Regions from separate parts of the Homo sapiens genome. Here region 2 is linked to region 1. Evidence: chromatin loops called from intact Hi-C (ENCODE). Cell type or tissue: A673. All regions are shown on one strand. Each heading gives the region's core, and the rest is flanking DNA. Links, peaks and the distances in the headings are about the cores only.

Evidence for each region. Hi-C counts contacts between places; a loop is a spot of excess contacts. Peaks named below come from ENCODE experiments on the same cell type or tissue, not always from the same donor. Only the 100,000 strongest peaks of a DNase experiment are listed, where the experiment ranks them.
Region 2: it touches region 1 in a loop (8-fold over the local background); 31 of 110 quality-filtered maps call a loop at or near these places.

The regions. Positions count from the first base shown.
Region 1 is chr5:41,268,385-41,273,913 of GRCh38, forward strand. No RefSeq gene overlaps it. Among named protein-coding and RNA genes, the nearest start is that of C6, 58 kb to the left of the region's middle. In A673, for the core only: a CTCF peak has its summit at 2,219 (motif pointing right); a DNase peak (open chromatin) is centred at 2,227; H3K27ac peaks cover 372 bases.
Region 2 is chr5:41,638,637-41,644,165 of GRCh38, forward strand. No RefSeq gene overlaps it. Among named protein-coding and RNA genes, the nearest start is that of PLCXD3, 130 kb to the left of the region's middle. In A673, for the core only: a CTCF peak has its summit at 3,221 (motif pointing left); no DNase peak of the experiment used is centred there.

The DNA.
Region 1 (5,529 bases), core at 314-5,313:
GTATGGATTCTTTCAGGAAATCTTTATTGAATGCCTGCATTCCTGATACAGTCCTAGGCACTGAAAAAAAGGGTATGATTACTAAGAGATAGTCATGTACATCAAAGAATGTGAATTCTATTACAGGAGAAAAATATATTAATGCACAGTGTCCACAGGGTACAATAAGTATAAAATTGAAGTAAGTGCAAAGGTGAATGAGAACTTAGTGCCTACAACAGTAGGGGAAGTTATCCCACAGAAGGTAAAGTTGGGTCTTGCAAGATAAATTTTGCAGACAAAAAACAATAGAGACATTTCAGGCAGAGAGAATGACATCTGTAAAAGCATGAGAAAGTAAGGCAAAAATGGCAAAACTTCCATTGTTAATATAGCAAAGAATTGACAGGAGGGCAGGGGAATAATAAGAGATAAATAATGGGCTACAACAGTTGTGGGCTGAGGGCAAAGAGTGAAGAATGCATGCCATGAGCTGACAGTCAATTAATGTTTACCCAGTGCTCCCTACAGGGCCTACTAAGTGGGTAGCATGCCCACCACCACCTCCAACTGATTAGACCTGGCCTGCAGCTAGTTCATCTTTTGGCTTGAATGTGACCAAGCAGTTTCTCCTGCTTGGGCATTTGTCTTACTAGATAAGGTCAATGACTGTACCTGGTCATATAGTATGCTTAATTAAATGGTTATGTAGGCATGACGTCAGTTCTGGTGTCATGGCAAGCCAGGACCACAAGCAAGTGGGCAGCAGAAGCACTATAGACTTGCTGAGTCTGTGGATAGGAAAATGGAACTGACATGCTGAGAAAGGCAGAAATGAAGGACCATGTGATCACAGTAAACATTAGAGTGAGACAGAGCCATTAATAGATCCATGAGAAGAAGATCATATCTGGGAGAAGGGTGTGAGATTATACAGTCAGACCAAAGGTAGCAGAGACATCAGCCAGATGGGGACTTGGTTTCATCCATTGGCTCTGACAGTTACTTCTGACTTCAGAAAGAGTGCTTCTCAGGTAACCTGATGTCAGAATCTAGACACTATCATTAGGAGTCTGAGTCTACATGGAGTGTCTATGAAATAAGGCAAATAAAGTATAATGTATACTGATGATTTCCTATTGACTAAGGTGATGGGGAATGGCTGCAAGGATGAAGAAATTCAAAGCACATTCAAATGGGACACCTCTCTCTAATTATGTTATGATGGGCTGGCTTTCCCTTTCTTCCACTCAAGTCCTCGTATTTTGAGGAATGATTTGAGCTCTCCATTCTTCTGAGATGTGTTGCTTTCTCTTTTATCAATGATCACAGCTAACGCTGGTAATGTTCCATTGACTTAATCTACTTAAAACTCAGCAAGGGCTGGGTGTAATGGCTTACTTGAGGCCAGGAGTTCAAGACCAGCCTGGGCAACATAGTGAGATTTCATCTCTAATTTAAAAACAAAAAACAAAAACAATCCAATAAAACTCAGCAAGTCCTCACTTTAGTCTAAGTAGTGTTCATACATTGAAATACTGGACACAGGACCTCAGAAAACTTCACTTTTTTAAAGAAAATAGTGTAGCATGAGGCTGTGAAAAGCTGGAGTGAAGTAAGCTAGGTTTTGCATTGTGATTTTCTTACCCTTGGGATCTTCAGACTATGGTTCTGGAGGGTGCTTAATGTAGGCTATGGTGGTGTATCTAGTAGAACAAATGCCTAAAATATAACAAGAATTTCCTTGTTGATGGGATAGCTGTTGATGCCTTATCCACAGCTGTCCTTGGATTCTCTTTTTTTCTGGTGATACAGAAGAGCAGGAAGAAAGGGTGTAACAAGTAATCCATGGGAGCAGCAGGTATCTTTAAGGGGGTCCAAAAGCTGCTTGAGATCCACTGCCTGTTGTCATATCACGTCCACCCTTCAAAGGATCCAAGGCCTAAAATCTTTGAGAAAAACAGTTCTTGACTTTAGAGCAACAGTAGAAATCTTTACTTCTTTTCCAATACCGTTTAGAAGAAGAAATTAGAAAAGGGGGAAAAAAATCAAGCAATGAGCAATGACCAAAGGAAGGAAAACAACAACAACAAAAGAAAGTCCTCTGAGGAAGATCAGAGTTGAGTTTTATATGTTTATTACTGGCTGAGATATAATGGCACTTGAAACCACAGAGCTGCTTTCCCTAGTTGATATATTAGCCGAGTACCTGAAGTCTGACTGCCCTTTGCTTACCACCAGGGTGCACCAGTGTACACAGTATTCCAAACTTCTAACTCATCAGGGTTTGTTAGCCTTTAATAACTGGGCTAGTCAAAAGTTACTCACTTTTGAAAAAGACCATTTGGAGGGAATTGAACCTGTAAGATACTGTTTATCAAGCCACAATTCTGAAATCCTCTGGATTTTAAAAATTACATCTACAGTCTGCTTTGCTACAACAAGTATTTTAAAATGAAAGTTAACTCACATGCATTGGTAATCAGGGGAATTATGTAGCACAACAGGGCAGACAAATTGAACCAAACATGATTTTTCCCAGTATGTCCATCATTTGACATGATCAAGGGTAAGTTTCCTCACAGTTAAATAAAATAAAACTGTAATGACATTTGCAGATCTTAAAAAAAAAAAAGTTGAAAAATCTCAAAATGTCTTCTGTTTAGTCCAAGATAGCAGCTGGTTAATGGCCTTAAGAACTGCTATGCTGTCCACTGTGCTAAACTATCTGAGGGTAGCGTAAGTGAAGATTAGAACCTGGAAAGACATTTCCCTGTGTTAAAACAAAATGACAACAACAACAAAATACATTCCTGAATCATATTTTTATTTTGGATGTAACTGGCTTGTATTAAAGCAACTGTTTTTAAAGCCCTCCATTTCCAAGAAGAGAGCTTTAGACACCGGAGGGTAAACTGATTCAGGTTCTAGGGCGAAGGCAAGTGGAGATTTAACTCTGCTAGTGTTCGCTTTAGGATTGTTACTGCTTTTGTTAGTGCCCTGGCCAAAAAGTGCTGTAGGTTTTGAGGGATCTGTTTCTCACACTGTTTTTCTCCATGAACCCTATTATGTTTAATGCATGATTTTGAAAAATGTGAGAATGCACGTATATATAGTGATATGGCAGAAACACCTGTGCCGAGAATTTTTCTTAAACATTTGCTTAACCCTTACTAAATGCCAGATGTTTTTCAAAATATTTTATATACATTAACCTATTTAATCCTCAGAACAATTTAATGAGGTTGGTTCATTACTGTCTTCTTTTTTACAAATGGACAAAATAAGGCAAGGGAGAATAAATGAACAGCAAAAGGATGAATGTTTTAAAAGAATGTGAATCTGGATGGGTAGGAGGAGGAGGTCCTATTCTTTAAGTTATGCCCATGGGAGGGCTCTCTTAAATGGTGAGTTTGCTGGGAAATAAGGTTTCATTAGAATGAGGCTATGTAGAAGGTAGCATACAACCTCATTTGATGAAAACTGGTTTTTAAGCTTTGCCACATGTGTTTAAATGCACAAGCCATTTCGTTTTTAACTCAGTGAGGCACATATTCCTCTTTCCAAACTTTTCATCAAGTTGTCAGTAGATATTCCATATGAAGTAATGCTATGTGTGATGAACTACAGTGATTGCACAAATTCATATCTCTAAAACTGGTTATTATGGTAACTTAGAGTTTATTAACTGCATCTCCCTTTCCTCCCTCCCTTTCTTCCTTCCTTTTTAACTCCTAAGTTAGATTACCTACTGAGATTGGCTAAGTACAAAGTCAGGCCAGACATGGAATATGGAGACCCTATAAATCTCTGGTATATAAGCTTCTAAAAGGCTCACTTGATTACTTCTTTACATGAGAAATTGCTGCTTATAAAGAAATTCTTTTAGAAATTGATTTAATGTGAGTAAATAAAATTTCAATGGTAAATAAGCATTGTGTGTGAGCTGTCTATGGTACAAGCTTCAGACACCAGCAAGCAGAATGTGGTAGGTCATATTATCCTCAGCTGCCTTTCTGTGAATCTGAAGATTATTGAAAACGATTCTTGTTTCCATAATGAGTTCATAATGCAACAAAGAATGACAAGAGTTTACCATATCACTCTGATTGTATTCTGGGACTCTGGAAAGAGAAAATTCCATCATTGAATTACCATTTTATTTGACATTTCATAATGAAATGAGAATGCATAAAAATAGGAAAATAATGCATGTAAATTGATAAAGAAAGAAAAGTATGACATTGTATTTTACAATTCCCCCTTCCATTCTTTGTAACAAAATGCTTTTTTGATTTATTTTTAAATTTTCCATTTGGTGCCAAGTACCTGAGTGTTAGTTATACTGCCAAGAACCTGAGGGTTAGCTACACTCTTCTTTTGAGAACAAATTTGGACTTTAAGGCATCCCAGTAGTTACAGATTAGTGTTTAGCAAAATGTAGGCTAAGAATTATGTCTATCAGAATCACCTGAAGTGCTTGTTAAAAAACATAAATTCTTAAACCACAGTCCTATTTACTAAACTACAATATTTGGATGTGGGGGTCTAGATCTGAACTGTTTTTTTTTTTTTGTTGTTGTTGTTTTAAACGGAGTCTCACTCTGTCACCCAGGCTGGAATGCAATAGCGTGATCTCAGCTCACTGCAACTTCTGCCTTCCACCTCCCAAGTTCAAGCAATTCTCTTGCCTCAGCCTCCCAAGTAGCTGGGACTACAGGCACATGCTACCATGCCCGGCTAATTTTTTGTATTTTTAGTAGAGCTGGGGTTTCACCGTGTTAGCCAGGATGGTCTTGATCTCCTGACCTTGTGATTTGCCTGCCTCGGCCTCCCAAAGTAATCCTCACGCCTGGGATTACAGGCGTGAGCCACTAGGCTCGGCCTACCTCAACATTTTTTACAAGGTTCTTATGGCTTTTACACACACTAAAATTTTGTGTGTGTAAAATTTGGGTTTAAATCACTGATTTAGAAAATCCAGAGAATTTACAATAGGTATAGTTGTTGCAGCCAGGCAAAAAAAGCCATTGATTGATTAATTACTATAGATCCCAAGTTTTTTTCTGATTAGACAGGCTTTGTTTCTTTTTTTTTTTTTCTTTTAATTTGCAGTTTATTGAGTTTTATGTTTAGCCTTAAAAGGTCTTATCTTTTCCAAGATTATAAATAATACTCTTATATTGTTACATTTAAAGTTTTGATTCCCTTGTAAGTTATTTTTGTGAAAAGAGTAAAGGAAACATCCAGTTATATTTATTTTTCAAATGGCTGACCATTATCCCATCTCCATTTATTAATACAAATTAAGAGAATCAAATAATCTACTTAGTCATTTGAAGACTGAGGACCAAGTCAACAAATCAAAATCCAGTTGTGCAACCAATCTCAGAGGTCTTGTTTGACTGAAAAATGATATTGTAAACAGCCTATACCCAAAGTTTGTCAGGATAGTCAAATTAATTTATGAGTGCAGAAAGAGCCTTAAAACAATCACTACCATCAAGATTGTAGAAATGTTTAGGTTTATCCTAAAATCTTTAGTTGCAG
Region 2 (5,529 bases), core at 298-5,297, 370 kb after region 1:
TGCTGTATTAGTCAAGATTCTCCAGAGAAACAGAACAAATAGAATGTATATACAGAAAGAAAAAGATTATTATAAAGAATTGGCTCTTACAATTATGGAGACTGACAAGTCCCAAGATCTGCAAGATAAGTCAGACCCGGGAACCCAGAAGAGCTAATGTTGTAGATCCAGTCTGAGTTCAAAGGCCTAAGTATCAAGAGATCTATTTGCTTAGTTTCGGTCCCAGGAAGAGCTGATGTCTCAGTTCAAATAGAAAAAAGCCAATGACCCAGTTCAAAGGTAGTTTGGCACGAGGAATTCTCTCTTACTCAGGAAAGGGTCAGCTCTTTGTTCTATTCAGGCCTTCAACTGACTACATGAGGCCCATCCACATTAGGGATGAGTAATCTGCTTTACTTAATGTGCTCTACTTAATTAAGATTTAAATCTTAATCTCATCCAAAAGCACGCCCATAATAATAATTATTTAAATTAATTAAATAATAATATTTGACTGAATGTCTGGGCACCCCATGACCCAGTCAAGTTGATACATAAAATTAACCAACCCAATTTCCCAAAAGCTGGGTTTTCATAAATCTGACTCATAAAATACAGTAAGTGGACCATTAGTCCACTTATTTTTTATCAGTATGAAATCCTTTTTCAGGAGCTATTCACTGGAGTTTTAAGAAAAATAGTTGCCTGACACACCACTAATCTAGAGGTCATATCCAGAGTGACATCATTTTATGAGAGATGACCACTGGTAAAGTGGTATATGTTTCCCAACTGTCACATAAATGGGAAAGGTGGGCCTGTTTCCTTTCTGAAGGTATTTCAATGAGGGGTTTTGTTATAAGAATATCTTTCTAACCTCCAGAGAGCCCAGCACACTCCAAAGGTAAGGAATGGCATGATGAGCAAATTCAATCCATTTAATTCTTCTATTCCATGACTTCTAATTGGTTATGTTAAACTGGGAATGCACCTCAGCTCAGGGTTATGATTAGCCTCACAGATTGCTTTGTAGATGAAAGTCCTCAGAACTTTCCTATTAATAGTCCTCTATGGAGGGTATTGATCTTTGTGAGAAAACTGCTTGCATCCTGATGCATGCAAAACTTATGGCTTTTATTTTTATCTGTACCTTTGGATACTAAGGCAATTAATCCTCACAATACAAACAGGACTGATACACCTAATTTCTTAAGCCATTACCTCTTCCAGGTAAACCCTAGTGAGAACTTCTAGCCTTTATGCAAACCTCAAAAAAAAATTAGGAATACTTTTTAATGACTGAAAAGTGTACATGGATCTAAACCTCCAAGGAAGGTGAGCATGGGGATTTGCTCAAGTTCTTCCCTGACCTTCTCTTGGCTCTGGAAAAGTTTGGATCACTTAGACAATTTTGCCTGAGTGTCTAATTCATTGAGGACAAAAAGGAATCCCAGCCAGTGATGGCAAAAGGGGCATCATCACACAAGCATGAAGCTCCCAGGACAACCCTCCCTACCTACCAAAGACTACACCATTTATTTATTCCAATCAATCCAGAAAAGGAGGAAGGCAGTGAAATTGCTTAAAGCCAACACCGAGAGCTGAACTTAAACTCAAGGGACATGTGAAGGCCTAGACTTTATTACAATTGCATAATAAAGTGGCACTATTGATTTATTTAAACATTACCTCACTGGCAATAGCAAATATTCTGATATTAAAAACATTAACCTGAACAATGATGATAAATTTCCTTCAGAGAGACATGTTGTGGTCTCTTTATACCATCAGTAAAACCATGCCATCCGCTGGCTAATGTAATAACACACACCCAGACACCCCCATACATACACTTAAACTACTTTTGGAGGATATGAGAAGCTTGTTTTTCAAACAATAAGTCGATAAGATTCCACTCTGAGAATCATCAACATCCAGAAAGAGCAGCTCACTCCTTTTAATTCAAGTCCCAGATATTTATAGATCAAGGAAAAGATTCATCACTTAGGTAGAAAGCTGCTTTCAGTTACTTTTCTTCTTTTTTTCTTAAATCTCTTTTAAATGGAAAGCAGCCATCTTTTGGCTATAAATAGATAGAAGATAGATAGAAGATAGATAGATAGATAGATAGATAGATAGATAGATATCATTATTTACTTTTGAATTTAATTAAAAACATAAAAGATTAAAAAGCCAACATGCTTTTACTGCCATTTTGTTATTGTACATCAGATAAGAAAAAGGAGAACACAGATCTCTGCAGAATAATGCAGAGAGTGGCTTGAAGCTGTGTGTGAGGTGGAATTATGTTGTGAGAGTGGGGGTCATGGGAAGAGGAACCATTGTAAACTAACTGGCTAGCTAGAGCCTGTCTAGGCATCTGTGGAAGGGGAAGGCAGGAACAGAGCAGAAATAATAGGAGAAAGAAGAGAGAAGCAGCTGGAAAACTGAAAAAGAAAAACAAACACGCTAGGGAAAACAACACAGTGGTTGCAAAGTAGAGGAAAAGTAAGTCCAAAAATGGTAAAGTGAGGATTATTATCCAAGCACCTCTGACAATAAGAACTTACTGAAAAAGTTGAATTAATGAAATCAAATATTTCTTCAAGTCAATCAAAATATGAAACTGACTCTTGTTCCTTGTCAGAAATCAATGTAATTTTAAAAGACTAAGTCCTTCTTTGGGAACAGTACTCTCCTAGCAATGTTGAGCTATTTTTTAAAAAATTATCATCAATAAAACACAAACTAAAAATCTCATTGGCAATGAAACCAGTCAAAAACCTTAGGTTGAAAATCATTTAATGTGTCTGTTTTAATGATTTATGCTAAGCTTAAATAATGATTGGATAAAAAAAATCTAAATAAGGCTGAGATTTTACAAATAAGACCTTCAACAGAACATGTTACAGAGAAGAGAAACATACATTCTCAGCTCGAAGAGTTTTTATGTGAATTACATGTAAACCCCAGGAAAAAATGAGATGTTCTGAGATTTAGTAAAGCCATCTTGGATCCTCTAGCAATAAGTAGAAGACCGTCTCAATGATTACTTCCAAAACTCTATTCTTTAATGGGTATGGAATATTTATTTACTTCAGCTTAACTGTTTTAATAAAGGGTTTTATCTTTTTTTTTTTTCCTTTAGAACTGCTCATGGTCTACTCATAAATGTGACTCTTGTCAGAAATCAAGCTATACTATGACATCTGGTGGTCACATACCTAAATTGAATGTTCTATATTTTGGAGAAATGAATGTTATTCCACAAACTTAAATAATAGAATGGTAAAAGAAGTAATAGAAAATACCATTAATCAAAGTCCTAAAAATAAACGTTTGCATAATTGGGCTCACTAAAAGAAGGCGTTTTTAAAGTTCCATTTTGAGGGGCCCAGTTCAGAAGCAGTCTGAAATCTGATGCAATGTTATGAACGACTTCATGTCAACTGATCAGACCCTCAGAAGATGGTGCTGGCTGAGGCCCTGAGAGTCAGAAAGGAAATTATATACTTGGAATATGTCTCTCATATATAACTCATTCTATGAGGCCAGTATCTTCCTGATAGCAAAACCTGCCAGATACACAACTAAAATAGAAAACTGTAGACCTATATCCTTGATAAACATAGATTCAAAAATTCTCAACAAAATACTAGTAAACCATATCCAGCAGCAATACATTAGAAAGCTAGGCCACCATGATCAAGTAGGTTTTATCCCTGGGATGCAAGGTTGGTTCAACATACACAAATCAATAAATGTGTTTCATCACATAAACAGAACTAAAAACAGAAACCACGTGATCATCTCAATACATGCAGAAAAGACTTTTGATAAGATTCAACATCTTTCATATTTAAAACCATCAACAAACTAGGCATTGGAGGACCATACCTCAAAATAATAAGAGCCAATCTATGACAAACCCACAGCCAACATACTGAATGGGCAAAACCTGGAAGTATTCCCCTTGAAAGCTGGAACAAGACAAGGAAGTATGCCCATTCTCACCGCTCTTATTCAATATAGTACTAGAAGTCCTAGCCTGAGCAATCAGGCAAGGGGAAGAAACAAAAGGCATCTAAATAGGAAGAGAGGAAGTCAAACTATCTTTGAGTGCAGATGATATTATTCTATACCTAGAAAACCTCTTGGTCTCTGCCTGAAAGCTCCTAGATCCAATAACGAACTTCAGAAAACTTTCAGGACACAAAATCAATGTAGAAAAGTCAATAGCATTTCTTTACACAAACAACATCCAAGCTGAGAGCCAAACCAAGAACATAATCCCATTCCCTATAGCCACAAAAAATAATAAAATACCTAAGAATACGGCTAACCAGAGAGGCAAAAAAATCTCTACAAGAAGAATTACAAAACACTGCTCAAAGAAATCAAAGATGACATAAACAAATGGAAAAACATTCCATGCTCCTGGACAGGAAGAATCAATGTTGTTAAAATGGCCATACTGACCAAAGCCATTTATAGACTCAATGCTATTCCTATCAAACACCAGTGACATTCTTCACAGAATTAGAAAAAACTATTTAAAAATTCATATGGAACCAAAACAGAGCCTGAATAACAGAGGCAATCCTAAGCAAAAAGAGCAAAGTGGGAGACATCACATTACCCCATTTAAAACTGTACTACAAGGCTACAGTAACCAAAACAGCATGGTACTGGTACAAAGACAGACACACAGACCAATGGAACAGAATAGAGAGCCTAGAAATAACACTGTACACCTACAACCATCTGATCTTTGACAAAGCCAACAAAAACAAGCAATGGGGAAAGGATTCCCTATTCAATAAATAGTGCTGGGATAACTGGCTAGCCATATGCAAAAGATTGAAACAGGATCCCTTCCTTATATTATATACAAAAGTCAACTCAAGATAGATTATAGAGTTAAGTGTAAAACCCAAAACTATAAAAACCCTGGAAGACAACATAAGCAATACTATTCTGTAAATAGAAACTGGTAAAGATTTTATGACAAAAACACCAAAAACAACTTCAACAAAAGTAAAAATTGACAAATGGTACTTAAACTAAAGATCTTCTGCACAGCAAAAGAAACTTTCAACAAAGGAAGGAGATCACCTACAGAATGGTTGAAAATATTTGCAAACTATGCATCCAACAAAGGTCTAAAATCCAGAATCTATAATGTACTCAAACAAACTAACAAGCAAAAAGCAAACAATTCCATTAAAAAGTTGGCAAAGGACATAGACACTTTCGAAAAGAAGACGGACACATGGCCAACAAGCATAGGAAAAAAATGCTCAACATCACTAATCATTAGAGAAATCCAAATCAAAATCACAATGAAATGCCTCTGACACCATTCAGGTTTATTATTAAAAAATAAAAATAAAAAAACAGATGCTGGTGAGATTGTGGATAAAAAGGAACACTTATACACTGCTGGTGAGAATGTTAATTAGTTCAACCATTGTGGAAAGCAGTTTGGCAATTTCTCAAAGAACTTAAAACAAAACTACCATTTGACCTGGCAATCCCATCACTAGGTTT